Regions from separate parts of the Homo sapiens genome. Here region 2 is linked to region 1. A link is an interaction called in ENCODE POLR2A ChIA-PET data of the cell type or tissue named here. Cell type or tissue: A673. All regions are shown on one strand. Each heading gives the region's core, and the rest is flanking DNA. Links, peaks and the distances in the headings are about the cores only.

Region 1 (15,806 bases), core at 4,436-12,435:
CTCAAAGGGTAGCAGGATTGGATGGATTTTTTCATACATTCTTCCAAGGATCAGATAATCCCCATGTTGTATGAACTGTTTAAAAACATATAAAAATCAGTCTCAGAGGCAAAATGATTCGGTTTCCTAAATCCATTGCCGTCTCCCCCCAACTCCCTCATGTGCAGTGATTATGTCTTATTCAACATCGAATCTCTGTGCCTGGCTTGTAGGAGGTGCACAACGTGTTGATTAATCTGAGAGGAACGTGGCACAACCAAAGACAGCTTGCAGAGCAGCCAGCCCCAGCCTCTGATGTTATAAATGTAGATGTGCTGGTGGTGGGCCAGTTCTGTCGTGGGCTTGGGTCAGACCTCACTTGAGGACTGTGATTACTCTTGGGCTTTAAGCTTTGAGAGGGGAGAGGAGAAATTAGAAAAGGAAATGGCGGGCCTCGTATACAGGATTTATGAGCAGGTTGTCTGAAAATAGGATGAGTTGCCTCACATAATAGTATTTTTCCTATCATCACACAAGCTTAAGCAGAGTCTTGGGTGATACTGTAGGGGGGCAGTCACATGCTTCATAGTGGATTGGGCTGGATTCACTTACTTTCTTTTCTTTGTCTCTTGCTGCTTTCTTCTGACTTTTGAGCTTATAAAAATGTATGTTAGAAGCAGTGTTGACAGTGTTTGGCAGCTTTATGGGTGTGTGAAGAGTGGATAAGGAGGAGGAGATGAAAATAACGTAGAGGTTTTAAAACGGTGTTTGGGGATGGCACTCTTGACGATTGGAAAAATAAAATGGAAAGCCATTCTGGAGGTGGGTGGATAAGTTTCGTTTTGGTTGGGTCATACAGTATTTGAACCTAAGAATCCCAAGAAAACTTTTATTAAAAGCTATATTTATTGAATGTTACCATTTTCAGGTACTGTGCAATGTGAATCATTTAAGTTTTTGGTGACCCATGTAGAAAGGAACTGATCTAGTCTAAACATGGAACTATCTCTTAAATCAAGATAACAGCTGTAATCATATAGATGCTTTTCCTGAGTTAGTTGTTTTATGTCTTCCTTTGTGTGACTTAAAGTTTTTAGTTTGACTCTGCTACTTTTGTTCTATTTGTGCGTGGCTTGATGGATTTTTCCTGTCCCCATCTATACACTCGTCACAATGAGGGGCTACTAAATAAGGCAGTGTTCTCTGTTTGTGTAGTCCCCACAGCTGTTTCCTATAGTAAAGACTCTGGAAAACAATGACCTCATAGTTTCCACAAAAAAAAAAAAAAACCTTTTATATTTAGTAGGGGAAAATAAATCATTCAAAATTCAGTAATTTAAAGTTATGTCCTCTGTTGCTTCTTCCTTCAAAAATATTATTGTTTGCTCTGCTAATTAATTGTTCATTGGCTGTTCCTCAAATGACCTTTTATGTTTAACAAACAACATTTTTGCAGTGGAGCACGTCGGGATATCTTGTCTTTCGTTTGATTGTGATCTTTCTCTATTTAGAAATCATTGTTTTAAGCCATGGACTGTGGCAGTTCCTAGAGCAATTGGCCAGTCACTGAACATCTGTTGCTTCTTCCCTCCAGCTGTTGGGTTCGGATGGTAGCAAACAGTGTGTCCACAAATAAACAGTTGACGCTTTAGAAGATTTCATAGGACTGGTCAGGAAATGCCTTTGTTGGTATCTGCTTCTACTGGAAGGACCCCTTCTTTGTAAACACATCACTAGCTCAGTATATGTTTTGGCTTTAATTCTTGGTATTCTTTTGATCTTGAAGAGCAAGGCAGAGAGCCATCTGATTGTCAGGAGATTTAAGAAACAATAATAATCACAGTGATGGAAATGCCGCTTATTTGTGTAGGGCCATATCATTTACAAAGTGAATTCATGTACACAAGCCCAGAGAGAAAAGCAAGCTGATGATGGCAGGTTCCATGTGCCTTTTATGGTTCATTAGAGTTCTTCAGCATCAAATGCCCTCCCATTCATTGCTACACTCATTTTACTGCTTGCTCATTTCAGTCCTTTGGTACTCTAGTGACACAACAGGTTTCTGTGTTTGATCCTGTCCCCAACAACATTTTTGCCTGTGAGTTGGATGAGGACCTAACCTAGGTATATTAATTGAATTTGTAAATGTCTTCTACAAAAATTTGGCTGGGCATGGTGGCTTATGACAGTAATCCCAGCACTTTGGGAGGCTGAGGGTGGAGGATTGCTTGAGCCCAGGAGTTCAAGACCGCCAGGGCAGCATAACAAGATCCTGTGTCTACAAAACTAAAATAAAATACAACTTTAATTTGTTACTATTTTTAGACAGTCTTGCTCTGTCGCCCAGCCTGGAGTGCAGTGGCATGATCATAGCTCACTGCAGCCTTGAATTGCAGGGCTTGAGATCCTCTTGCCTCATCCTCCCGAATAGCTAGAACTGCAGGTGCACACTACCATGCCTGGATAATTTTTGTATTTTTTTGTGAGATGGGGTATGTTGCCCAGACTGGTCTCAAATTACTGGCCTTGAGTGATCCTCACACCTTGGCCTTCTAAAGTGCTGGGATTACAAGTGTGAGCCACAGCGCCCAGCTGAATTTCTAAATGTCTTGACGGGTATAGCGTATACTCCAAGTTAGAGAATGCAGGTCCGTTAAGATCTTTAATTAAAATTAACAGCTAAAATGGAATAGAATCCTGCATCTTGCATTTGGATCCAAAAATGAACTAACTACCCCATAGCACCTATGTGAAAGGACCTGGGTGTGTTACTAGCACGTGACTTACGCTGATGTATCTGCCAAAAATGTTTAAGGTTTTTATGCTACCTTCAAAGAAGTATCTTGATCTGGGGTGGTGGGTGATAGTGCTGTTCCTGTCAGACCACACCTAGGATTTTATGTTTACGTGTCATTCTGGAAACCTAGGATATCATGTAATTTCTGGGCTGACAAACTGTAGTGTGTCTAGAGTTGGTGGTGGAAGACTCCCTAGGGGAGTCTTTCAGCAGGGAGAGGGGATTGCTTTGAGAGAAAGCATTTGTCTTTGCACATAATTCCAACTCCTGTAGTTCCGGCCCTCATTATGTCTCAGTCACACAATTGCAGTAGCCTTCTAGCCCCTCCGCTGTTGCTAAACTCTGTCCTTTCTAATTGGTAGTTTTTCTTTTTTAAAATTTTATTATATTAAAAAATATTAGTTGGGGGGGGGGTGTCACTTTGTTGACCAGGCTGGGCTCGAACTCCTGGCCTCAAGTGATACTCCCATCTTGGCCTCCCAAAATGCTGGGATTATGGGCGTGAGCCACCACGCCTGGCCTAATTGATAGTTTTGGTTGCTGCCAGATGAATCTTATTAAAGTTTACTTGAAATTACATGTTTTCCTTTTCAAAAATTGCCATTGCTTTTTTATACAGAAAGTACCATGTAAATTTCTTAGCTTGGTATTTAAGCTTTCTCATGATGAAATCTTATCTTCCCCCCTGTCCCGGAAAGGCAGAGGAACACAGGGAAAGAGCTGTAGCATCAGAGACTTTGGTTCAGATTCTGAGACCTGAGGCAAGTGATGCATTCTTCATAGGACTGATAATCAGGAATAGGTGAGAAATGTATGTAAAGTGCCTAATATGGTGCCTGGTATAGAGAAATCTGTTAGCATTATTATTTCACAGTCCCCTGACTACTTTGCTGGCTATTGTTTGTGCCCTATACCCTCCCACTTGTAGTGCTTTTTCTGTTTTCTCCTTCCTGGGTCCAGAGTACATCCCCACTTTACTAGTTTTAGAAATTACTCTTACATTAAAGTTCCCCTAACCCCTGTAGTTGGACGTTATGGCTTCCTCCTTTGAAAGCAGATAACATTTTACATGGAACCATGTTAAAGTACTTGTACACTTCTCACTTAGTTATGTTTAAATAATAGTAATAATAGCCAAATGTTCAGAAAACCTTTCTTTGTGAACATTTCAACTATATATAACTAAGAGGGGAGAGCAGTACGATGAACCTGCATTTCCCTGTCACCCAGCTTCAACAACTACCAATTTGTGGACAATCTTATTTCATCTGTATAACCTTTGCCTTTATTCTCCCCAAACTTTTGAAGCAGCTTCCAAATGTATTTCACCCATAAATATTTAAGTATATATCTCTAAAAGATAAGGATGCTTTAGAAAAATGATAATGCCATTGTCTGCCTAAGGAAAACTAATATTCCTTAATTAGTGTTCATATTTCTCTGATATTGTTTCTGTCACACACATATATATGTACACATATATGTGTACAACTGTGCATATATATTTCCTACACTTTATGTAAGGATCCAAATAAGTTTCCAAAATTTCAATGGATTGATACATCTGTTGTCGCTCACAACCTCTCTCTCTCATTTATTTTATTTTTCCTCTGGCAGTTTATTTGTTGAATGCGTGTTTGTCTAGTAGAGCAGAGCTCTTCAAATTATTTGTGGTTTAGGACTAATTTTTAAAATTTCCAATCTATTGTGGGCTGTTTGTAAAATACAATACAAATGAATTAATAGAAAAGTGACATAAAAAAGGCATATGTAAGACCAGCCCCATTAAAAAATTGTTAAATTCAGAAGACATAAAGTTATGGTTTAATTTGTAAATACTTCTAAATGCTTACTCTCAATTTCTATAATCTCATCATGGACTGGCAACGGAAACTTCATAGTCTTGATTTTTTGTATTATATTCCAGTAGCTTCAATTAAGATGTTCCTCTGTCCATGTATTTCCTGTAAAATGGTAGTTAGAGCTAGAGGTTTAGAGACTCAAGTTTGAGGTTTTTTTCTCCTCTTTTTGGCAAAACTTTCTGTCGTGGTGTTATAAACTTCCATCAGAAAGCCTGCACTGTTTGGTTTTATCTCTTGTGGTGCCAAGAATCACTGGTAGTTGTTCCCTGACCCGTTAATTTATTAAGGGTTGAAAGTGGTGAAATTATAATTCTAACATTCCTTTTTTACTTGTTAGCTGGAACACTTCTACAGAGACTCTTGTCCAGTTATTTGGTTTCCCTGAAGTAAATTTTTCAGAAGAAAGGCTAGATAAAAGCTTGATTTTTCCCCCTCCTTTATTTTTCAGTTTTCAAAATAATTACTTGATTTCCAGTTGTGTTTAGTGAATTTTTATAACCTTATGAGCTCATGGGTTTAAGCATATTTGATGTATTCAGTCAGTTATAGTTTTTAACCTTATTGATGCTCAAAATTGTCCCATTTTTGTCCAGTGGGACAAGTCGACTCTCAAGTCGTTTTGAGACTGTACTAGTAGCCTGGCATGTCAAACGAGAATGCAAGGATCTTAAGATGTTCCAGGCTCATCATTTCTTGCACCAGATCTGGAATTAGTCATTTCCAGATACTGGAATCAGGTTCCTTTGGTACAGCGGTACTGAGAGACCACAGTTGAGGCATGAGGGATGCACATGGTTTCTAAGAAAGGAGTGATTTCTTTTAAAGCTAAATCATGAATTCACATTGATTATTCCAATACAGGGCTTCGGGGTTTTATTGACCCTCATTGGTCTTGTATCTGTGGCTTGTTCCTCCCATGCTGAAAATCCTACTTGTAACACCAGCGTAAATTCTCATTTGCCTTATCCCACAGTATGCTCCTAAGTCTCAGAATAATAATCCCAGTACTGCCACCAACAATGTTAGTATTTGAAAATGGCTTAAGACTTATTTGGTAGTTTTTTTGTCCATAGCATATATTCTACTAGGACCGTATGGTACAAATTACTGTGTTTTAAAGTTACTTGGAATAGTTCTCTATGTGGTTTTGTCATCACTGGATATATAGTTAATATTAGTTGTTTCGGCCAGGCGCGTTGGCTCACGCCTGTAATCCCAGCACTTTGGGAGGCCGAGGCGGGTGGATCACGAGGTCAGGAGTTCAAGACCAGCCTGGCCAAGATGGTGAAACCCCGTCTCTACAAAAAAAAAAAAAAAAAACTACAAAAATTAGCCAGGCGCAGTGGTAGGTAGGTGCCTGTAATCCCAGCTACTTGGGAGGCTGAGGCAGGAGAATCACTTGAACCCAGGCGGCAGAGGTTGCAGTGAGCTGAGATCGTGCCACTACACTCCAGCCTGGACGACAGAGTGAGACTCCATCTCAAAAAAAAATCAGTTGTTTCTTTTTTAATCTTTTTTAAAATGAGGTTTTCTTTTTTTTCTTTGAGATAGAATATTGCTCTGTCGCCCAGGGTGGAGTTCAGTGATGCGATCATAGCTCACTGCAAGCCTACCTCCCAGGCTCAAGTGATCCTCAGTCCCTGGAGTAGCTGGGACCACAGGTGCTCACCACCATGCCCAGCTAGTTTTTTATTTTTTGTAGAGATACTGTTTCACTATGTTGCCCAGGCTGGTCTCGAACTCCTGGGCTCAAGCAATCATCCTGCCTTGGCCTCCCAAGGTGCTGGGATTACAGGAGTGAGCCACCACACTAGTCAATTTGTTTCTTTTTTTGCTTTTGATTTTGATAGATTGGTTCCTATCCTAAATTTGATTTTGTTGCATCATAATTATATTAAAAAATACAATATATGGCTGAAGTCAAATCTGCAAAACAAGATCTATTCAGAAATCTAGCTCTGTCTCTGATCCTTCCACTCTATTGCCTTTCTCCCTAAATTTTATGATTTATTCTTTCATTGTTTAAATATAAGGCAGTATGTATAGGTATATATTAATATATGTGTGTATTCATATATGGGTGTGTATTCATGTTCTCTCTTATTTAGATAAATGGTAGCACACTATGGATAATTTTCTCCTCTTGCTTTTCTTCGTGTCGCTAACGTATGAGTGCTTATCACATGCCCTGCACAGTGGATTATTTTATTTGCTCCTTATAATGTTGTAAGGTAGATGCATGTGTTACAATTTCTGTTTTATAGTTGGAGACAGAGGTATTTCTGTGTAGACCTTTACTTCTCTGAGTCCCTTTTTTATTTCTTTTTTTTTTTTTTGAGACAGAGTCTTGCTCTGTTGCCCAGGCTGGAGTGCGGTGGTGTGATCTTGGTTCACTGCAAGCCCCACCTCCCGGGTTCACACCATTCTCCTGCCTCAGCCTCCCAAGTAGCTGGGATTATAGGCGCCCGCCACCATGCCCAGCTAATTTTTTTTTTTTTTTTAAGTAGAGACGAGGTTTCACCATGTTAGCCAGGATGGTCTCCATCTCCTGACCTTGTGATCCACCCGCCTCAGCCTCCCAAAGTGCTGGGATTACAGGCGTGAGCCACTACGCCCAGCCTTTTTTTTTTTTTTTTTTTTTTAAAGAGACAGGGTCGCTCTGTACCCAGGTTAGAGTTCAGTGGTGCGATCACAGCTTACTGCAGCCTCAAACTTGGGCTCAAGCAATCCTCCCACCTCAGCCTCTGTGGTAGCTGGGACAACAGGTGCCTGCCACCACTCTCAGCTAATTAAAACTTTTTTTTTTTCTTGTAGAGACAGATTCTTGGTATATTGCCTAGGCTGGTCTTGAATTCCTGGCCTCAAGTGATCCTCACGTCTCGGCCTCCCAAAGTGCTGAGATTATAGGCATGAGGCACTGTGTATGGCTGCTATGATTCCCTTTAACCCCCATAGTAACTAGTCGTGACCCTTGTGTGCATATTCATGAGCAAATGAATGAGCAGGGAATTAACTTCTCTATTTACTTTACTTTGAGCAATGATGGGAGCAGAGAAAGGCTGTTTCCAAACTCTAGAGAAGGAAATTCAACGCTTTCTTTATTTGAAGGTTATGGCTCTCTGTAGCTGGAGAAGAATAATAGTAAGAACTTATTCCCTGACCAGAGTTGCTCCCAGTAATTACACAGATACATTAAGTTGGAAAGTTCTTTAATCTTCTAAAAATAAGAGTTCCTTTATAACAGTACAGTGACAACTTGGTAAATCTTCCTCATTTTAGAGTCTTTGTGTCATGAAAGTTATAATAAACTAGGGTAGCTAAGGAAAAGGACAAACTCCTTTAAAAGCAACAGCTCGTGGAAAATATCTACTAGTTAATGATTTCACAATTTTAATAGTGACAGGAAGAAAGGAGAGTAGCTTCATTTCCCTTCAGATGGGAAAGAAAGGAGTATTGGCTGCTTTTTATTTTATATCCAGCTGGAGGAAGGGGTTAGTTACCCTTCAGGCTCTATTGTGATGTCAGGCAGCTGGTTAAGCTGTTGTAGCTGCCCCCACCCCTTCCCGGATTCTGTCAAGCTTCAGAGGGTATTGCTGAGGGAGGTGGAGGGCATCCAGGGTCAGAGGCTACTCTTTTCCTTTTGAAAATCTGTGAGCCTATGAGTTTTGAATGTAGTGAGACTCCTAGTGCAGCTGAGATCTTGGGCAGGTCACTGAGCCTCAGTTTCCATATTTTCCTTTTCATTGCCACATAGTAATACCATCCTCACAGATCGTGGTGTTTAACAACCATTGACTCCTTTACACCTGAGTGGTGAAAACATTTTAGCAAGAACAACCAACCAACACACCAACCAACCCAGCCTGTGACAGCAGGTCTGGGACATAAGAAAGGGATGCTGGTAGGAGAGAGGTGTGGAAAGGATCTTGCAAAATATCACCATAGTTAAGTGCTGATGAGAAGTACGTTCCACCTCTACACTTTCACTGGGTCTAGCTTTGCAAGTCTGATTGTTTTATAGCTTGCCTTTGATGCGTAGATACTCTAGGGTTTTTTTTATTTTCTTATTTTTGTGAGACAGAGTCTCGTTCTGTCACCCAGGCTGGAGTGCAGTGGCATGATCTCAGCTCATTGCAACCTCCACCTCCCGGGTTCAAGCAATTCTCCTGCCTCAGCCTCCCAAGTAGCTGGGCTTACGGGCACCCACCACCACACCTGGCTAATTTTTGTATTTTTAGCAGAGATGGGGTTTCACCATGTTGGCTAGGCTGGTCTTGAACTCCTGACCTTCGGTGATCCACCCATCTCAGCCTCATGCTGGGGTTACAGGCATGAGCCACCATGCCCGGCCATGATGCTCTAGGTTATGACCACTTGAATTTCAGACTGTTTTAGAAGAGGTGGTATTTATTTATATCTCCAGTGTTCTAGTGCTGGATGACTCACTGACGAGTATGTCCCGGAGAGGGCACTCACTTCTCAGTATGATACATTCTGTGCCATTGTATCGTCGTTGAATAACACAGTGATAATCCATGTGCCTGGCGTTTTGGGGAATGAGTCTTTTACGTAAGTGACTTCTGAGGTAACTACTTATTTGAACATCAGATCCTTACAATTTTAACCTTTTCTTTTGATTAGATGGCTTGATCATATTATTTTGTACTCTTTGCCAGGGTGAGAATCCTAGACATACTCAGTTGTTCCTTGGTGACTTAGGGTTGTTATGAACATCATTGATTGATCTCCTTTTAGGTAATGTGGAGGTTTCTTTTGGGGCTAGTGGGACTACATAGGCCCTATTGAGTGGTTCTGGATTGCTATATTGTTCGAATTCTTATTTCTGCTATGATATTTCCTTTCATTGCTCCCTACCATCTTCATGCTAGTTTTCTCTTGCTTTATCCTATTTCTGGGATCCTGTACCTCCTACTTCCTCCTGTACTTTTCTTCTTTTTTTTTTTGAGATAGAATCTCACTCTGTCTCCCAGGCTGGAGTGCAGTGGTGTGATCATGGCTCACTGTAGCCTTTATCTCCCAGGCTCAAGTAATCTTCTCACCTCAGCTCTCTGGTAGCTGGGACCACAGGTGTGCGCCACCATGCCTGGCTAATTTTTAAATTTTTGGTAGAAACCAGGTCTCTCTTTGTTGCCTGGGCTGGTCTCAAACTCTTGGCCACAAGTGATCTTTCTGCCTTGGCCTCCCAAAGTGTTGGGATTACAGGCATGAGACACCATGCCCGACTATTTTGCAGTTTCTAATCTGCTTTTTAGTTAAGTAACTAGATAAATAGAATCGGCTCTAAATAAGACTTAACTAAACTGAGTTAGAGTCTGAGCATCTGACTAAATTAAGAAACTTTAGTGTTTTTCCTTTTTAATGTCAACTTTCTTATTTTTTATTTTATTTATTTATTTATTTATTTGAGATGCAGCCTTGTTCTGTTGTCCAGGCTGGTGTGCAGTGGCATGATCTCGGCTCACTGCATCCTCCACCTCCCAGGTTCAAGTGATTCTCCTGCTTCAGCCTCATGAGTAGCTGGAATTACAGGCGGGCACCAACACGCCTGGCTGATTTTTGTATTTTTAGTAGAGACAGGGTTTCACCATGTTGGCCAGGCTGGTCTCGAACTCCTGACCTCAGGTGATCCATCCACCTCGGCCTCCCAGAGTCCGAGGATTACAGGCGTGAGCTGCCGCGCCCAGCCTAATGTCAACTTTTTGAACGAAGTATGCCATACATACAGAAAAATATATATGGCGTTAGTGTACAGCTTGATGTATTATCCTAAAGTGATAATTTGTCACCCAGATCAAGAAATAGGACATCTCTAACACTCCAGAAGGTACCCTTTCTGGAATGTTAGACTGTCTTCTAACACCATCCATTAGATCGTCTTCTAACACCATTGATTAAACATAGACTGTCTTCTACCACCATGGATTAGTTTTGTCTGTTGTTGGACTTTATTATGAGTGAAATAAGTATATATTGTTTTAAAAACAGCTTTATTGAAATACAGTTAACCTACGATTTAATTCATCCATTTAGTGTACAGTTCGATTATATTCTTGGAGTTGTGCAAACATTTATCACAGTCAATTTTAGAACATTTTTAATTATCCCCCCCAAAAACCCCATACTCATTAGCAGTCACTCCCTATTTCCCTGGAATATTCCAGCCCTACATGAACACTAAGCTACATTGTGTCTCTATCTAGTCTGGGTATTTCAGATAAAAGGAATCATATATGTGGCCTTTTGCATCTGGCTTCTTTCACTTAGCATGGTATTTTCAAGATTAATCATGTTGTAGTATATATCGTACTACATTTCTTTTTATAGCTGCAAAATATTCTATTATATGAATATTTCACATTTTGTTTATTCATCTGCTGATGGACATTTGAGTTGTTTCTACTTTGGCTATTATAAATAATGCTGCTGTGAACATTCACATACAGATTTTTATGTGGAGATATGTTTTTGTTCCTCGGGTATATTTTAGAGATGGAATTGCTGGGTCATATGGTAACTGTGTTTAATTGTTTGAGGAGCCGTCAGGCACTTTTCCAACATTGCTATACCATTTTATTCCCACGAGCACTGTGTGAGGGTTCCAGTTTTTCCATATCCTCATCAACACTTGTTAACGTCTGTCTTTTTCATTATAGCCATTTGAGTAGGCGTGAAGTGGTATCTCATTGTGGTTTTGGTTTGCAATAAGTATATATTCTTTTGTGTCTGGGTTCTTTTGCTAAAATTTGATATTAGATAACATCTATTTCTGTAAGAGTAGTGTCTAAAGTTTTGTAGAAAACATGGAAAATATATGCAAGTTGAAATAATAAAATTGACTTACTTGCCTTCCCCTCCCCTGTGTGTGCATAACATAATTGATATCAAACCATATATCCAGATTTTCATCATGTGATCTTTATTTTGTATTGTCTTATGAGTAATTTTCGTCATAAAGACTTCTCAGATCATTATATGAAGGTACTGTAACCTATTTTTGGACATGTAGATGGCTTCTGGTTGTAATGAATGTATTTTGTACATAAATCTTTCACTTTTCATTATTTCTTGAGGCTATATAAAACGAGGAAATTCCTTTCAGTAGTTACCTATTTCAAAGGCTCTTAAATCATATTATTACCTTATTTACAGAAGGATTTTACCACTAGCATTGTTAAGAATGTGTGGTACCCCACTGTTGTAATTAAAAAAGAAATCTTTAAGTTGTTAAGTAGAAAATAGCATTTCATTGTTTTAATTTGCATTTCTTTGGTTAGTAGTGAGGGAGAACAGCTTGATCTATTCTTTGAAGTTACTATATGATAGTAACATTTTGATACTAGGGAATTGCCGTATTTTGATTTCACACTCTTCTCTTTGTTTGCTGTCTGTATATTCACACACTCATCCATTTAGCATCCACATAAGACAGGCAGATGACCAAGGCCTGAACTGACTAGAATTGGTAAAGATTGGGCCGGGCCAGGCCAGGCCTAGGCTGGGAAGGTTCTAAATTGTACTTTGCTAGGAGAAGACTGGAGCCAGGATGAGCTGGAGGTGTCTGTGTTGGTTTTTAGGAGATCTGATTCTTGTGTCCAGGATTGAAAGAATGGGCGGAGGCTGTGATTGATTGGAGGCCTAAGAGTCAGCCTGGCTTGCCTGTCAAGTATCCATAGGGTTGGCTGTGTAGAGTGCCACAGCAGGTCTGTGACTTGCAAGCGTCTCAGGCAGTTAAAATTTACTGGGAGTACTCTGGGTTTATGGCGATGTGAATGCATAATTTATAGTGAAACTTGCTGGATCTGCTTATGAATAATCTCCCTTAGTTACTACTAAGTGATATTGCAGTTATAAAAATGCAATAGCAGAATAGTGAGTCAATGCAAGGTTATTTCCAGAATATTTTGGATCTCCTTATAAAATCGGCTGTTCAGTTAAAAACATTTTAGGTCTCTTATAATAAAATGTCAGTGTATTCAAAATCAAGAGGATTTTGCCTCTTGTGTGTGTATATATAATCTGTGTGTGTTTATAGAAGAAATATATGGATCTTTGGCTTAGGGGTAGTTCAAGGCCTTATCTCATTTTTCCTCTAGTCCTTGCCTTTCCCACCTTATTCTGCCTCCTGGGATGTATAGGTCACTTTACTTCCACTTCGGAGAGGAGCACCACTCAGCGAAGAACATTGATTGGCTCTTGTGCTGTGGGCAGGGTCATTGTGCTGAGTTCGTATGTCTGTATGTTCCTCCTCTACCTTCTTTTACTTGCTCAGAAAGCTGCCACTGCCATTCTTTTTTTCTCTTCCTAGGTTTAAGCATTCATCTCCCACCACCTGGCAAGCCAGGATGGCCTGAAAAGGCCGCTGGATGTAGCTGTAGGGATACATTCTTTTTCTCTCTCTAATTTTTCTTTGATGCTGGCTGCTGTCTCTTTCCCCAGTGGTTAAGATCCAGAGGTTGGTTTGGGCTTTGGGTTTAGAGTTACTATAAATGGAAAACTTTCGTTTAAAGCTCCATAGGTCTGTCTCTTGTTTTTAAACAGCCTGAGATATCATTGACATATAAAAATTGTGTATATTTAAAGTGTACAACTTGATGCTTTTTAAACCCTCAACCATTTGTAATGTTTCATGACAGGAATATATAATAATTTATTAGATATTTAGATGGCTTTTCAGTTTTAACTTTAACTCTTTCAGATTATCATTCTTCCTGTATGATGACCAACTTGCATTGGGACTGGACGTTTGCTTTTTTGTGTTGATTGTAAGTCAAAATTTCCCCCCTTCCTCCTTAAAAAAAGGGTTTGTTTTACTATAGTTTTGAATTGTAGATTGTGTTGGAAAAATGAGAAAGAGTCCAAAAAGAAGATACATTTGAGTTACTTGAGTTAGTTGATTGGGTAGTTAAATACATTTTGGTGACCTGAGCTGACTCTAAACTTGGAGTCAGCAAGTCTTGGCCACTTAAGTTGTGCGGGGAAGGATGGACTATTGGTGGAATTAATCTCCACCAGAAGAGCAGCTTGAGCATTTAAGGTGAAGAACACCCCCTTTACATTACTGATGAAAGACAGATGGAGTTCCCTAAAGCCAGATCTTTGTCTCTGGTGTGTTTGCTTTCTCTAGCATCCTGGGACACTTGGGCAGGACATAGTTCTTCACATGCTGCAACTTGATCTTTCTACATCATCTGCATTCCTCCTTATTTCTCAAATAACATGCCAATTAGATAAACGGCATTTTTGTTTCTGGGCCATATTTCAGTCATAGGAAGAAATACAAATTGCAACAAAACAAAAACTGCTAAACAAGGAGTTATTTAAGAGCAGATAAATTCCCTGAAGCCTCAAGGTTGGTGCAGCTGTAGCTCAGTCGTGCTTTATGTCTAACTGAGAATTGACATTTAGAATGAAGAACCTGAGCCCTGTATGATGCTGAGTCCTATATGGGGACAAATCATTTTAAGGTACTTTGTTGAAGAAGGATTATGGGCAAAAATATTTTAAAGCTTTTTTAATCAGCTGAGGTTGAACAATAGTGGTAATTGGCCGGGCACGGTGGCTCATGCCTATAATCCCAGCACCGTGGGAGGCTGAGGCAGGCGGCTCACTTGAGGTCAGGAGTTTGAGACCAGCCTGGCCAACATGGTGAAACCCATCTCTACAAAAAATACAAAAATTAGCTGGGCATGGTGATATGCGCCTGTAATCCCAGCTGCTTGGGAGGCTGAGGCAGAAGAATCGCTTGAACTCGGGAGGCGGAGGTCGCAGTGAGCTGAGATTGTGCCACTGCACTCCAGCCTGGGGGACAAAGCGAGACTGTCTCAAAAAAAAAAAAAGAAAAAAAGAAGAGTGATAACTTTGAAAAGTTACTTTCTTTCTCTGAGGCTAAGTTTTTTCATCTATAAATAAGAATACAGCATAGGGAATTTCCTAAGGGTGAATTTATTTATTTTATTTTATTATTTTTTTGAGACAGAGCCTTGCAGTGTCACCCAGGCTGGAGTGCAGTGGTGCGATCTCAGTTGACTGCAACCTCCGCCTCCTGGGTTCAAGCGATCCTCCTGCCTCAGCCTGTAGAGTAGCTGGGATTACAGGCATGAGCCACTGCACCCAGCCATTAAGGGTGAATTTTATAGAAAATAACATCTATAAGCAATAAGCGTAATGCCTGATACAGTATAAGCACTCAATAAGTATTAACTGTTATTGTTACCCTTTGCACCAAGCACTGTATTTGCTAGGTATTGGGGAAGTAATATTGAGTAAGACATTATTCCTGTTCACTGTCTAGTGATACATGTGAGATGGTATGTCCTAGAGATATGAATAAAACGTAATGTAAGAAGTCATATAATGCACTTATGACAAAGGAGCCTCCCATAAGTTTTGGTGCTTTTGGAAGTGAAACTCCGGAGCTTTTCCAGTGTGGCTGTGTTCGTTCTCAGACTTGGCTTCACATTAGAAATAGTCATTAAAAATAAGTCACACTTGAAAAAAAAATTAGCAGTGGGCTGCTGCCAGGACATGGTTTTTATTTTTAACTTTCCCCAGGCAATTCTAATGTGCAGCCAGGATTGAGAACTAATGCTTTAGATATTTTCTCGTTTTCTTTATCTTTGGCATTTTTAAGGATTATGTAGTATCATAGGGTGATTCTTTTCTTTTTTTATTCTATTTTTCAAAACTAACATAATAGCATCTGTACAGAGTTTTAGACTTTACAAAATGCTTTTATGATCTCATTAAAGCCTTACAGTAATCCTTTTAGAAAAGCATTCCTATCACCATTCCCATTTTGCAGAAAAGATGACTGAGGCTCAGAGAAGCACATGTTAAGTAAAAAATGGTAGAAAGTTCGGGTGCAGTGACTGACACCTGTAATCCCAGCACTTTGAGAGGCTGAAATGGGAGGATCACTTGAAGTCAGGAGTTTGAGACCAGCCTGGCCAACATGGTGAAACCCCATCTCTACTAAAAATACAAAAATTAGCAGGACGTGGTGGCGTGCACCTGTAGTCCCAGCTACTTGGAGGCTGAGGCAGAAGAATTGCTTGAACCCGGGAGGCGGAGGTTGCAGTGAGCTGAGATTGCACTACTGCGCTCCATCCTGGGCAGAGAGAGACTCCATCTCAACAACAACAAGAACA
Region 2 (15,806 bases), core at 3,398-11,397, 54 kb after region 1:
CTTGGTACCTCTTTTAAATGGAATCATTCAATATTTGTTCTTTTGTGACTGGTTATTTCATGTAGCATAATGTCTGTAAGGTTCATCCATGTTGTGGCAGGTATCAGAATTTCCTGCCTCTTTAGGGCTGAGTAATGTTCCACTGTATGTAGGTAATATTTTGGTATGTAGTATATACTTGACGTGTTTTTCTCTTAAGTTTTTGCCATTATTTTCCACTGTTGGGATTTTACTGGCATTTTGTTGTTGTTGTTCAAGTGAACATTTATTGAGCCCCTCACATCCTGCTTGCCCTGGGCTCTATCACAGCAGAGATCAGTAGGTCCCCAGCCTCTGTCTTCTGAGAGTGTAATCAAGTAGAGGGAGATGTGGGTACAGATATGGTTTAAAAAGGAGTCCCACATCATGGGTTCTGTGGTGGAGGTGTGAGCAGTGGGCAGAGATCAGAGCCAGAGGAGAGAGTGGCCAGAGCGTGCTGGAGGGGGAGGGTCAGCTGTCGGGGAAAGGAGCCTGCCGCCTCACCTCATGGGCTAGAGTGGGGTGGATAGACAGGTCACAAATTCAGAAGCACAGCAGCACAGTGAGGGGTGAGTGGCGCATGCCTTCTGCATCCTCATCTTCACGCCTAGTATTGTAACAGAAGTAGCTTGATGTGGACACTTAATTTTTTATAAATACTTTTTTTTTTTTTTTTTTTTTGCGACGGAGTCTCGCTCTCTCACCAGGCTGGAGTGTGGTGGCGTGATCTAGGCTCACTGTAACCTCCGCCTCCCGGGTTCAAGCAATTCTCCTGCCTCAGCCTCCCGAGTAGCTGGGACTACAGGCACACACCACCACACCCAGCTAATTTTTGTATTTTTAATAGAGACGGGGTTTCACCATGTTGGCCAGGATGGTCTCGATCTCCTGACCTGGTGATCTGCCCTCCTTGGCCTCCCAAAGTGCTGGGATTACAGGCATGAGCCACTGCGCCCGGCCTATAAATACTTTTTAATGACCACAGAATGTTCTGTTGATAGATCTCTAATGTTATCTAACCCTTCCCCATTGCTGAACATCTATATTGTTTCTGGTTTTTAACTTTTCGTGTAACATTGTTGAATATCTTTATGCTCTTTCACTTTTTTTGAATTTTAATTCTGTATTTCCTTGAGATTGAGTCTTGGAAATGGAATCATTGGGCTAAGGGCCTGCTTGAGCCTTTTGGGAGCCAGGCAGATTTCAGGGCTTTATTCGTTGATGTGAGGGTTGATGTGATTAATTTGATTATCCGTGTGAGTGTCTAGGATTTGGATTTCTGCATCCTTCACACTCAGTGTGTTATATATGTATACTTCTCAGGGACTTTCTTTATTAATTCAGTGGTTTCTGCAACAAGACCCCGAGTGCTAGTGCTGACCATTGATTTATAAAGGTAGGGAGAGATGGAGGAGGGGTGGGGTCTGGCCAATCCTGGGTACTATTAAATCTCTGGGACTCTTTTCTCTAGTATTTAGCCGTGAACCTCCCTCCCCATCAGCCAAGGCAGAGGAGTCCGTTGGCCTTGCTACCTTTCATACTCACTGTTTCAGTCTGCTCTGTTCCCTTCCAGGAGGGCCGGGGTTGGGGAAGATTACTGGACACAATAATCTTTTATTCTTGAAACCCTTTTAGTTCAAGTTCTTTAAATAGATATTTTTCTTTTTTTCAAACTCATTTTACTGCCTGAAGTTCTTTAAATATTTAAATGCTGCAGGCAGCAATTGTTTGTGAGAGGAATGATCCCAACTTTGAGCGCATCTTGTGATGGAATGGCTTGGATTGCCTCTGCCTGCTGTAGGAAGCGCTTTCAAGGAGAGAAAGAAGCTAGAGAAGTTTGAAAGATGCTCTCACTTCATAGAAGACAAAAGTTAATGTGAATTAAATGTTTAGATATATTTTGCCTTGTACTTTGGTTTAAACCATATTTCAATGATGATAATAGTATATTTGGTATCTTACATATTTTAGGTTTCTATTTTATGGGGGCCATGTATACAAATATTGTGTCTTGTTGGATTTTTGCTTTTGTGGCATTACCAGTCATGTCTGTGTTCTTTGGTACTGAGTGATGGAATTCTATACTTGTGGACTGGTAGAATGGAAAGGGATGTGGAGGTCATTTAACTTCACAACTCACCCGGTGTTGTAACACCTTTGCCAGCATCCTTGATTGGCGTTCACCAGCTCAGCTTTGGTAAAGAATGTGTTTTCCATTTATAACACTATTTCTCAAGAAAATATGGACTGGCTTGTTACATAGTTTCTGGGAAGAAATTGTTGGGAAGAATAAGACAGGGCTAGACTTTAGCATCGTGTTGCTCTTTATATATAGAATAGATCTTGGAAAATGCCTGGAAACCTCCAACTACCTTAGAGGCAGTACAGTTTGGTGGAAGGAGCTTGGGTTAGAAGCCAGACACATCTTTCTAGCTCTGTGTCCTGGGGCAGGTAGCTGTTCACTAATTTGGCTACCATGTTAGTGAGCCAGGAAGAGGTCATGCTGACCTCAAGGAACCCATTACCCAGGATGTGCTCAGATGTTTTCTGTATTATTTCCCCTTTCTCATGCTGAGACCCTACCACCACTTTTCTAGTATATGAGATGTTTAGAGTCTTAGTTTAGAGAACATTTTAAATATTCTTCGCATTGTTGAATGAAAGATACTCTGTTTTTAAGTTTTTTCTTTTTTTTTTTTTTTTAACATCAACTTTTAAGTTCAGGTGTACGTGTTCAGGATGTGCAGGTTGGTTACTTAGGTAAACATGTGCCATGATGGTTTGCCGCACAGATCATCCCATCACCTAGGTATTAAGCCCAGCATGCATTAAGCTATTCTTCCTGATGCTCTCTCACCCCTCATCCCCATTTTTAAGTTTTCATTTGGAATGTTTATTTTATGTTTTGAGACAGGGTCTCACTTTGTCACCCAGGCTGGAGTGCAGTGTGTGATCGTGGCTCACTGCAGCCCCAGCCTCCCGGGCTCAAGATCCTCCTACCTCAGCTTCCCAAGTAGCTGGGACTACAGGTGTGCGCCACCACACTTGCCTAATTTTTAAATTTTTTTGTAGAGTCAGGGCCTATACTATGTTGTCCAGACTGGTCTCGAACTCCATATCTCAAGCAGTCCTCTGCCTCAGCCTCACAAAGTGTTGGGATTGTAGGCATAAGCCACCATGGCCGGCCTGGAATGTTTATTTTGATGTAATCTTTATTTTGCACTGTTTCTAGCTATAATCGATGGTATAATGATATAATCGATTGTGTAAGGATTCTAGAACAGTGCCTCTCACACCATCTGTGATGAAGAACTTGGTTTTTTCTACTTTAAAATTTCCAATCCTTTATCAACTAGTGCATTTGTAAGAATACAATAAAAATATCACGGCAGTATCAGATTGCTATAAAAGTTTTTTAAATGCTTTTCTCCTTTTTGGTGCTTCTCTCGTGTGGGCTCGTGTCAGTCCGTGAGCCATAATTCTAGTAGCACTGGCCTAGAGAATACTTCAGAAAGTAGTTCTAGGAAGAAAAGCAAGTAGAATTATTTTGTAATTAATGAGTTTGCTGTGCTGTCTCAGTTTCCACACTGTGACTGAGAAGAGGCCATTCTGAAGAGGAGCAGGCTGAAAGGAGGCAAGGCTGTTCTGTCTCCTTCTCTTGGGCATGTCCCTCACAGCTCTGCTCCCACTCACCACTCCAGAAGAGCAGCTACTCCCCAGCTGGGTCATGTGTGCATCAAGCCTGACCTGACGCCACTGGCCAATTGCTGTTTCCTTAGAGCTCCATTTGCTGCTTACATTTTAAGTTCTTTCCCTTCTGGTTCCGGCAAGTTCTCAGCTGCAAATAACTTCCCTGCCTCCGTTCATAGGTCCTTATTCTGCTCTCATTTTGGGGGACTTGTCTGGTGTAGCCCTTTCTCACCCGCGTCTCTTTTATCCCTTAAGTCTCCATACTTGCGGAAATGGTTATGGCCCATTGAAGGAGTCACTCCTGGTGCCTCTCAGGACCTTATCTGCCCCATCCCTGGGGCCATCCTGAGTCTGTTCCAGCATTCAGCTAAATATTCTAGCACTCGTTTATTCTCACCCCAAATAAATGCATATTTTTAGAAAATGTGATCATAATGTACTTTTCTGGATCAAGCTTATAACACCCTTTGATATATCCTTGCAGGATGACTGGGTTTGTGAACTCTTAAGTTTTCGTCTGTTTTTGCTGCTACTTGAATGTTCTTTATTTCTAGCTCAGGCTTAGAATTTGGACTGAAAGAAGTCCTCCTGCGTTCATGAGCTCATGTGTTCTCAGTCTGCCAGGGAACTTCCATGGAGCCTGGTTTGTGCTCCTCCCTGAGGGAAGCAGGGCAGGATAGGGCTTCAAGTGCAAGCCAAGGACTTGATAAGCCTGAAATGAGCTGGGCTCCTGCCTTTCACCAGCTGCACGACCTTGGGCAAGCAGATTAATCTTTTTCAACCTCTGGAAATTGGGAGTAATAAGAGAACAAATCTGAGGATTAAATGAGATGCTTGGCACATAATAAGTGTTACATATTATATTTATCTGCTATCATATCATTATATTGTTATTTCTATTCATATTATTTGCTATTTCTAATAGACACTAAAATGTTGCAACACACTGAACTCAGGGTTTCTTCACCCTGGCACCATTTTGGTCGGACAGTTTTGTCTTGCAGGGGGCTGTCCTGTGCATTATAGAATGTTTAGCAGCATCCGTGGCCTCTACCCACTAGATGCCAGTAGCACCTCTCCCTTGAGTTGTGACAATCAAAAACATCTCCATTCATTGCCAAATCCCACTCCCCCCGCCACAGACACAGTTCCCTGGTTGAGACCCATTGGTTTAAATAAGTATGTGTTTTCTAAGATGAACTGGAACTGCATCTACTTGGAATGGTTTGGAATTTCTCAAGATATTTTGCTCGAGTGTGATACAGAATTTAGAATTTTTTTTTAATCTCTTTCTGTGTTGCTATACGCAGCCTTAAAACGTTCTTGAGTTAATTAGATGAGCCAAAGAGATGGTGTCTGTGGGTCGCATGAAGTGGCTGGTGCAGCCTCCCCTGGTGCTGATGGCGGGCTCTCTTTGGCAGCGTACTGTAAGAACTCTGTGGACGGCCTCTGGTACTGCTTCGATGACAGCGATGTGCAGCAGCTGTCAGAAGATGAGGTCTGCACGCAGACAGCATACATCCTCTTCTACCAGAGGCGGACAGCCATCCCGTCATGGTCAGCCAACAGCTCGGTGGCAGGTGAGGTCCACTCTTGTTCTTGGGCAGTTTTTTCCAGAGCAAAAGATTGTAATGAATGGTCTAGAGGACCTCTCTGGAGGCTCTCATGACTCTGTCAGTTTGATCAGATGAATCCTTACGTTTCCATTTAATCTGGAAACTAAAATGACTGCAGTCAAGGAAGTTGGGGAGGAATGTGACAGCACCTGTGGCCCAGTGGAGTTCACTGGGGACAGTGGGTTGGACCTGGCGCAAAGAAAGCTCATGATGTGTTCTTGTGGATAAATGCATGGGTGAGCTGAAAAGCAGCGTGGCATACTACCCGCTGTCCTGGGGTTATCCTGGAGCCTGTCCCATCTGGGCCACATAGCAATCATCTATAATACAGGTGTAATAATAATGCCTACCTCATGGGGTCATCGTAAGCATCCAGTTAGATAAATGTGTGTTAAAACATTTTGTAAAGGGTAAAGGACCATTAGAAATAGTCTGCTTTTCCAGTGAGAAGATTGGACTATTCTGTTAGGAGAAGGATTGATGGCTGTGATAATATTAGGTGGCTTGGGTTTAGCCGGATGACATCCAGCCTGTTGTGTTTAATAAATGCAGGGACCAGTACCCACACACAATATGAATGCAGCCACACATAATCCAAACAAGTGGACACACGTTTCTGAATGCAGAGTTTGACTTCAAGAGAGCGTGACAGAGGATTGGAATGTGGTGATGTGCAATCAGGTTAGGGGCTATGAATCCTTGCTTCTCTTGAAGCTTGCAGGGGGTGAGTTCAAAGCAGTGAAAACAAGGCATCTCTCAAGCAGAATGACGCCCTGCTGGGGGCCAAGCCCACCCAGTGTACAGCCACTCACTCAGTTAACACAGCGGGAACTCCAGTGCTCTTCCACCAGTCTCAGATGTGCTCAGAAATGACACCTTCTTGAGGTCTACTTGAGACAGTCATGCTGCTTCATGTACTCTGTTTCAAGAGCAATTTCTCTTGCCCTAATAAATATTTAAGGGCGTCCCTGGAACAGACAGGGCAGATTGACATATAGCTGTGTGTGTGTATTATTAATATTATGAAAATGGTGACAAATTTCCTTAAAACAGGCTGAGAGAAAAAGAGTATACTGCCGCATCCTCTCTTCTCTTTGTGTAAGAAATATTACTGCAATTGCTTAGAACAGTGCCTGGCATGTAGATGCTTCATAAATATTTGTAGAATGAATGTATGAGTGCTTGTCTATTCCATTCTCTTGCCAATTCTTTAGACTCAGACTTACATTATAAAGTATTCATCCCTATCCTTGCATTTTATTACTACAAATTTCATGCGTCAGGAAGTCTGCCTTACATCTTTTCATCTTAACTGGGGATATTCGGACAGGCACGACATGACACAGGGTCTGGGAATTGATGCTGACCTCGGGGTGAGGACATCAACGCCCCCCAGCTCAGCTCGTAACACCTTCATGAGGGTGTGTGTGGCTCAGGGCTGGCCGAGGGACCCCAGCCTGACCTCTATGCCTGTTTTCTTCTCTGCAGGCTCCACAAGTTCTTCCCTGTGTGAACACTGGGTGAGCCGGCTCCCGGGCAGCAAGCCAGCCAGCGTGACCTCTGCAGCTTCCTCCAGACGCACCTCCCTGGCGTCGCTCTCTGAGTCCGTGGAGATGACTGGAGAAAGGAGTGAAGATGATGGTGGGTGTGGGTTTTGGTGACAAATTTCCAGAATGGTAACTCACAGACACAGCAGAGTCCCTCGTGTTTTTCCTAGGAGCTAAGTCCCAAGGAGATGGTAGGAGAACCCAAAGGGAGCTACAGGGAGTGGAGCTGTGTAGCTGTGAGTTATGATCCTAAAAAGCATTTTGTATTAACAGAGTCATTTGCTTTTCCTGTGTCCCAGTACTTTCTCCTTCCACTTCATTATTTTCCACTTGTAAGGTCTCTTGTGGAGGCTGGAGCTTTATATACCAATGTATACTTTTTTTTTTTTTTCCCAAAGTGTTTTAAAAAGCAGGATAGCTGGAAGAGGCTCAGAGAGATTGTGCTTTGCCCAGGCCACGTGGTGGGGAGTCGGCTCCAGGCTTGGCATGGAGGCCCCTGGCTCTCTTGGCCCCAGGAGAGCCTCACCTTCCAACATGCTGCTCCCCAGGGAGGAAGCTGTGGAATGTTCTTTTTAGTACAGAAGCATCTAAAACAAAAGCTGTTGTTGCCTTTGCATAGAGATAGTAAAAAGTCCGATAAAAATTGAACTCTTTTTTTTTTTTTTTCTTTTTAAACTTTCACTTTCTGCTTGGGTAATGGCAGGATAGACCTTAGTTTCGACAGGGACCCAGGTGGTGTGGGAAGGACCGGGCAGCCACAGTACTGGGAGCTGGAAGGAGTGAGTGCAGCTTCTATAATGAGCATAGTGACTCAATCTGCCAACAAGTCTCAGTCTGCAGCCAGCATTTCGATCACTGTAATCTGCTTCTAGTGGTGATGGATAATTCTGAGAAAATGAAATTGAGTTAAAATTGCAATAGGCTGGAAGAAGAATGCCAGGTGAAGAGAGCTGCACCATAGCTCTAGCTCTGCCACCTCTTCTGGCTTGTTGCCTCTTCCTCTTTATTTGTAAAATAAAAACATTGGACTGCAATTCCTAAGCTCCTTCCGGCTCCTCACATCTTATGGAAAACTGACTGGTGAACCTTTGCTTGTTTAGGCAGAGGTTATTTTCAGTACTGCCTTTAAACTTAGAATTCACTGTCATTTTAACGATAAGCCTCAATAAGGTTTGCCTCAGTCTATTTTTAAGCAGTGCAGTTGGTGAAATCAGTATCCTTTTAAGCATCATCATTGTATAATGGTGCTGGGTGGTGCCCACAGAATAGAGCCTGTTTCTTAGGCTCTATAAAGACAGAATTTTGTAAATATCACAACTGTAGTATCATTGTGTAGAAAATTTAATTTAGAATATTTTCTTAGGACGTTTTGAGCCACACCAAATAGGAGTATGTGGTTCTGATTATGAGTATTTTTTTTTTTTTTTAAACGGAGTCTGTCTCTGTCTCCCGGCTGGAGTGTAGTGGCGCGATCTCGGCTCACTGCAAGCTCCGCCTACCAGGTTCACGCCATTCTCCTGCCTCAGCCTCCCCAGCAGCTGGGACTACAGGCACCTGCCACCACACCTGGCTAATTTTTTTGTATTTTTAGTAGAGACGGGGTTTCACCATGTTAGCCAGAATGGTCTCGATCTCCTGACATCGTGATCTGCCCACCTCAGCCTCCCAAAGTGCTGGGATTACAGGCATGAGCCACCACGCCTGGCCTCTGATTATGAATATTTTTTTGGAAGTTTTAAGTTACTGGATTTAGGAGTATATGATATCCAAGTCTTTTTAGCTCTTTGCGTTGATCCACATCTGTAGTCAACAATGACAGGCCAGCTTACATGTGGAATTGAGTGGTGCGGGAAGGGGTTCTGGGTTCTGGTATTAGCTCTTCCTTTAATGAGTTGTGTAATCTTGGTCAAGGACTTCATTTCTGTGAGCCCCAGATCACCTTCAGGAAGGTAATGAAGCTGGGTCAATACCTCACAGCATCTATGGAATGCCAGGTGCTCTGTTGGGCACAGGACTTGTAAGGTTGTATTTAATCGTCACACTTGCCCTGTGAGTTAGACCAGAGGTCAGCAAACTGTAGCCCCATAGGCCAAATACAGCCCACTGCCTTTCTTTGTAAACATTTTTGGAACGCAGTCAGACACGTTTTCTTACGTGTCACCTGTGGCTGCTTTCATGCAGCAGTGACAGAGTTGAATGTTTGGCCTGCAAAGCCTAACATCTGCTGTCTAGGCCTTCACAGGAAAAGTTATACCGAGCCCTGATGTAGGGCAAGGAGGCGAATAGAAGTTTGCTGTGTTAGAATGATCCTGAGTTAGAATGTCCCTATTTTATACATAAGGAAACTGGGCTCAGAAAAGTCAAAGCCACACAGGGACTCCTTGATCCCAGATGGGCTGGCTCTGAAGGTCATGCTCCTTTCATCCCATGAGGCTTACCTTCGTTTCACCTTCAGTGTCTTACAGTGTTGTTAGAATGTCTTCATTGGCTTAACTTAACAGTATTCTCTTTACTGTGTTCAGGAGGCTTTTCAACTCGACCATTTGTGAGAAGTGTCCAGCGTCAGAGTTTGTCATCCAGATCTTCTGTCACCAGCCCCTTGGCCGTCAATGAAAATTGCATGAGACCTTCATGGTCCCTGTCTGCTAAGCTGCAGATGCGCTCCAATTCTCCATCCCGATTTTCAGGGGATTCGCCAATTCACAGCTCTGCTTCCACCTTGGAGAAGATTGGGGAGGCAGCAGATGACAAGGTCTCCATCTCTTGCTTTGGTAGCTTGCGGAACCTTTCTAGCAGTTACCAGGAACCAAGCGACAGTCATAGTCGCCGTGAGCACAAGGCTGTGGGCCGGGCCCCTCTGGCTGTCATGGAAGGCGTGTTCAAAGACGAATCGGACACCCGCAGATTGAACTCCAGTGTCGTAGATACACAGAGCAAACATTCAGCACAAGGGGACCGCCTGCCCCCGCTCTCTGGTCCATTTGATAACAATAATCAGATCGCTTATGTGGATCAGAGCGACTCCGTAGACAGCTCTCCAGTCAAAGAGGTGAAAGCCCCCAGCCACCCAGGCTCACTCGCAAAGAAACCAGAGAGCACAACTAAGAGATCCCCCAGTTCCAAAGGCACTTCTGAGCCAGAGAAAAGCTTGCGGAAGGGGAGACCAGCCTTGGCAAGCCAGGAGTCATCCCTTTCAAGTACATCCCCTTCTTCTCCTCTTCCTGTAAAAGTCTCTCTAAAGCCCTCCCGCTCCCGCAGCAAAGCAGATTCTTCTTCCAGGGGCAGTGGACGGCATTCATCCCCTGCCCCTGCCCAACCCAAAAAGGAGTCATCCCCGAAATCTCAGGACTCCGTGTCATCTCCTTCGCCACAGAAGCAGAAGTCAGCCTCGGCCCTCACCTACACTGCTTCCTCCACATCTGCCAAAAAGGCCTCGGGCCCTGCCACAAGGAGCCCTTTCCCACCTGGGAAGAGCAGGACTTCAGACCACAGCTTGAGTAGAGAGGGCTCCAGACAAAGCTTGGGTTCTGACAGAGCCAGCGCCACCTCCACCTCCAAACCCAATTCCCCTCGGGTGAGCCAGGCCCGAGCAGGGGAGGGCAGGGGGGCCGGGAAGCACGTGCGGAGCTCCTCCATGGCCAGCCTGCGCTCCCCCAGCACAAGCATCAAGTCTGGTTTGAAGAGGGACAGCAAGTCTGAGGACAAGGGGCTGTCCTTCTTCAAATCAGCCTTGAGACAGAAGGAAACCCGGCGCTCGACGGATCTTGGCAAGACAGCCTTGCTCTCTAAAAAGGCTGGTGGGAGCTCTGTTAAGTCTGTCTGTAAGAACACCGGGGACGACGAGGCAGAGAGAGGCCACCAGCCTCCAGCTTCCCAGCAGCCAAATGCAAATACAACGGGAAAAGAGCAGCTTGTCACCAAGGACCCTGCTTCTGCCAAACATTCCCTGCTGTCCGCTCGCAAATCCAAGTCTTCCCAACTAGACTCTGGAGTTCCCTCGTCTCCGGGTGGCAGGCAGTCTGCAGAGAAATCCTCAAAAAAGTTATCTTCTAGCATGCAAACCTCTGCACGGCCTTCTCAAAAACCTCAGTGATATTTCTGCAATCAAAGTGTTTTATCTGTAAAGATGTTTATTTATTTAGAACCCCTGCCCTCCCACCAAAGCCTCCTGTGCTTTTGTTTTGTACTTTTTTGAGTCACGTGCCCGACTGTGTGTGTGTGTGTGAGTGTATGCGTGTGTGTGTCTAATTCAATTGCAAATTGTTCAAAGCGTCGCCTTATTCTGCCATTGAACCAAATAACAGCCATAGGCAAAACATTGACACCAAGCTAACTGGAATAATTGTAGACGATACCCAGGACGGTCCCTTTAGCAATTGTACATATTTCTTTCTAGAGAACTCTAATGACTTTCTTTGGATATGAGGGTTTTGAAACCTGTGAACCAGAAAAGCTACCATTAGTGCGTAGAAGGAGGAAGGAGCTGACTCGTGTTTCTTCTGAGCAGGACTTGTCCTTACTGTGGATTGTGGGTGGCACCAGGAGCTCTAAAAACTGTGACTCTAACAACGAAACAAATCGAGGGAAAAACTCTTGCTTTCTGCACTTTCGCCCCATCTACCAGTCTTTGTAAAGGGCAATATTTTAACACTAATGTTTCTCAGGTATATACTCAGCTAGTCTAGGATGGTTGCACACCAGTAAATGGATTAAAGAGGAAGGTGCCATGTGGGTGACTGTGTCATTTCTCCTACTGCCACAGATAGACATTTTCGAGGTAGAAATGAAGCCTTTCACCACCTTCCTATCTGTGGTGACATGTGCACCAAAACCTGTCTTGACTCTTGGGATAGGTCCTAGGAAGTGGCAGATTGGATAGCCAGAAAGCCAGTCACTCGTTTAATTTTTTTTCCTTCTGAAATTACTAGCTAAGGCTCTTGGAATTTTGCACTGTAGTAGAGCAGTTAACACCTTTGACAGATTCCTGGAAAAAACTTCTAGATTCTAAACTGGGTGAAAGACTGGACATCATTTTCCTTGTCAGGTGTTGCATTTTTCCGTTAGAGGTGGGAAGCTCCACGATGCCCTGTGTCTGTGGGCTCATGTTCCCTCATCTTGTAGCTTGGAGAGGAAAGAAGTTGCCTTCTGCCAAAAGCCAATGGTGGTATGTTGAAGCGTTGTGTGATCAAGTGTTACATATGCACTTCAGATCCTGTCTGTCAGTCTCTGTTAGGGCTGCCTTTCAGTAACTCATTTATTATTTCTTCTTTGTTCTTAAGATTTCATCTCATGCCCAGAACTCACAAGCAGGTTTTGGAGTGTGTTCCATCTGGCCGTGTCAGTGCAAATTGCATTTCTTACAAAGGAGAACCTCACCAAAAAAAACCTCACAGATAAGCAAAGTATATAGTTTTGCAAGCTTTTTCAAGGTCTCCTGGCAATACTTTCCTGCTCAATTTTTAGCTTTTCTTTTTTTTTTAAATGTCAAGAGAGTGAAGGTCTTGATTCTCTCTGAATAGCATTTGTCACTTTGCCAGTAAATACAGCATGCTAAGTTTATGTGCTTTTAAATATTAGCGTTTTTCGTCAGACTCTTCAAGTTCTTCTTGAACCCTTGGTGCACAGATCCATATATAACCTCCCTTTTCAGTATTGCTGTGTGTGAATTAACTACAACACATATGCATGCATAGCTGTGAATTCTGCACTACTTTTTTTTTCTTTTTTCCCCCCAAGAATATCTCTTGGGAAAAGTTTTTAGTACGTTACTTAACTTTATTTTGCTGCTAATTTGCGCATTAGCCGGTAACTTGCAAGTCTGGAGACCACTTACTGTTGAGGGTAGCTGGAATTTTAGACCCTTGGCAGTATTTAAGATTTAGACATTTAGCCTTGTGAAAGTTACCACAGTGCTCCATGTGATTCATTGACTGTGAGCCTGTTGTCCATTGCACTCAGCCCTGTACTCACTTCTTCACTCGCTGTCCTGGTTTTACTGTTCAGATTTTGGTGGGTTCTCAAAGCAGTACCACTCTCATCTGCTCAGTACATCTGCGGCAACTGGCTGCCTTCGATGCTGTCATTGCGTTCAGCCCAGCACATCACAGCCCCATCAGTGTGTAGCCACCGCTCTCGTTTTTCTGTATCGCTTTTATCTCCTGAAAAAGATGCACCAAATAAGAGATCATCTATATCAGGAATTGAATGTCTAACTCAAACCTCTCATTTTTGTTTAATAGGTAGATCTCATTTGAAGTCTCCTATCTGAATCTCTGAAACAATTATAGTTTGATTAGACAAAGGTTTTTAATAACACTTCTTTTTTGCTGTAGTCAAGCATTAATAGAAACTAGTTTAATTTTCACAGTGGTAAATATTTTTATTCTTGAGTTATCTAGGAATGGATTTTCCACGATGTCTAGTGACTTAAAAAAAAAAAGGAAAAACGTTTCTACAAATCCCTTTGGTTTTCCATGGGATCTGGAATAAAATGTCAGTGTCTATAAACTGTATGTCATGGAGTTTAGTCCTTGTTTCAGGTTTAATAGAAAAAATCAGGAAGTATCATGGCATTGTCTAGACATCATGAAGCTATTTTATTTCCATAGTTGGTAAACAGTGAAAATTTCATTATCTCCAACTACTAGGTACAACTTTAGGCCACAGGAAAGGTTATTTGGCCCGAAAGTTTGGAGGTGCTCCTTGAGGTGGGAAGTATCTTGTGGGAAAGTAGTTACTTGATTCAATTTAGTTCATTGGTAGGGTTGGGGACTTGGTGTTGGTTTCTTTCTTTCTTTTCTTTTTTTTTTTTTTTTTAATTTTCCCAGCAATATTTAGCACAATGAGCGTGTATGTGCTTTGGGGTTAAAAATTATCTGCTAGGGATGATAGGCCTGGGTTTCTCGTTGACATCTAGATGGGCCTGATTAGAGCAGTCATCTCCTGGTAGGCACAAAATAATCACCAACAGTAATGTTGTATCTGTAATGTTTGTTTGCTTTTTAAAGTTTTATTCTTGATTTCTTGTAAACATCCATTGCACTGAGGCCGTATCATTCCTTAAGACAGCCCTACATCTTGCCTTGGTAATCCCTTAGATAATGTGGAAACTCAAACCGTTAGGCTCCAGTCATCTTAGACCATTTCCCATCCGTTTTGTATTTTCTCGTCCTGAAAGCAGCTGAACTGAAAGTAAGTAATAATATGCTGGACCAGTGGGAACGGATGTGGGAGTATTTGTGGTGTGCTAAAATACTGTAATTATCTGTGAGGCTGCCTGACACGCTTTTGCAATCTTGTTTTCATCATTCATTCTGCAAACGTTTATGGAGGGCCTTCTTTGAGCACAGAGGCAAAACTGAAAGCTTCAGGGATTTGCTGTAGCTGAGGAGCCCTGGGAGCACAGCCCATCAAGCAAGGGATGTGATGGTGTCCTAAATGGAGTGACAGTTCTCCTGGGAAAAGAGATCACGTGGATTCCGGTCAAATCGGCTAAGGCTTGTGGTTCTCTTGAGCAAGTCTGTTCCTTCTGGAAACCAAAAGTGCCCTTCATCTTTAGAGACATTTTACTCTTCCATCCACCTTTTCAGACTGAGCTGTCTCTACTATTTAGGGGTTGAAAATCCATTACACAGTCACTTTACGTTAACATTGGGTCATCTTATGTTTGTATGAGACGGATGTGGGATTTGAGGGGAACATTGTCATTCCCTTAAAATAACTATCATGAAAAAAATAGCAACAGTATGTAAAGGGACCAAGAGTGGCAGCCTTTAGGGAAAATGGAGCAGAGAAGAGCTGTGAACAAAGCTCATTTATTTGAAATAAGCGTGCTTTATTTCACATAGAGGGGCATCAGACGTTACATTTCATTCGGACAAATTACTGAACAGCCGAAGTGATTGTTTCCAATGTAGGTTATTATAATTATTGGATACAAAGATTTAACTAGTGTTTCTGGGTTGGATTTTTGAAATAGTATGCAAGTCATAAGCACAGTTTCAATAAAACACGTATTCTGGAGGTGCGTGGAACTTTGTATTATTTGTAGTTGAGAAAGGCAAACTTTGCTGACAAACCAGTACCTATCACAAACGAACACAAAAAGTAGCTGTTACTGTGCAGGCTGTCTTTAACTTTCATTTCATAAAGGGTACATTATTGTTAAACTCTACTACATGGTTTGGGGAGAAATCCAGTGGTTTTATTTAAATGAACACTCTCACACTGCCTTTTGATCAACTTTCAAAGTATTTTGCAGATGCATTTTGAGCATGACCATTTTTTTCCCCAAGTAAAAACAATTGTGCGTGGCCTCCATATAACTCAGAAAGCATGCTCTTACTACCTATGCAAGCAAACAATAAAACATATAGACATGAAATGTTAAGTCTTAAAAAAAAAAGGCAACAATTATGGAGCTCTATTTTTAAATTTGTGATTTTCAAAATATGGCTTACTCATCATTGTGTAGAAGAGCATGAATGCGATTTCTTGTTTTGCTCTGCATATATTTCTCTGCTGTTTTTCTGATCATTGGCGAGATTGTAAAGTATTTTGCAAGCAGAAGTGGAATTGGATATGTTGAACACACATCATTGGTGTACATACTGTATTTAGCCTGAAGACTTTCCTAAAGTGTTTTGTTCTAAAAATAACCTGCCATTTTCTATAGATTTTAATTTTTTATATCTTCAAGGGTTCTATTTTGGTCACAAGGAAAGAATGTGGCTTCTAATAGTGCTAAGAATTAAAAGATGCTTTTATAGAGACTTAGAGCTATTTTGAAAAGCTTTGGGGCTTCCCAGCCACTGATCACAATTAGACTAAGCCCATGGAATTTCTGGGAGTGTTGTGCAGTGGATTCGGTTCTAGATCCATCTTACATTTGTTTAGTGTTTCCCAATTTTTGGGAGAAGGGGTGCACAGCAAATTT

The links. ChIA-PET counts read pairs that join two places held together with the same protein. Peaks named below come from ENCODE experiments on the same cell type or tissue, not always from the same donor. Only the 100,000 strongest peaks of a DNase experiment are listed, where the experiment ranks them.
Region 2: POLR2A ChIA-PET joins it to region 1 with 5 read pairs; 2 of 35 experiments call an interaction of 5 or more read pairs at or near these places.

The regions. Positions count from the first base shown.
Region 1 is chr16:23,117,795-23,133,600 of GRCh38, reverse strand. The region is part of intron 1 of USP31 (ubiquitin specific peptidase 31); the gene reads left to right. Among named protein-coding and RNA genes, the nearest start is that of USP31, 24 kb to the left of the region's middle. In A673, for the core only: no CTCF peak of the experiment used is centred there; DNase peaks (open chromatin) are centred at 9,130 and 12,380; H3K27ac peaks cover 2,359 bases.
Region 2 is chr16:23,063,204-23,079,009 of GRCh38, reverse strand. USP31 (ubiquitin specific peptidase 31) reads left to right here. Exons shown (of 16, transcript NM_020718.4): 14 at 5,130-5,288; 15 at 6,813-6,965; 16 at 9,394-15,806. The coding sequence ends at 10,964. Among named protein-coding and RNA genes, the nearest start is that of USP31, 78 kb to the left of the region's middle. RefSeq lists an enhancer at 10,539-11,040. In A673, for the core only: no CTCF peak of the experiment used is centred there; no DNase peak of the experiment used is centred there.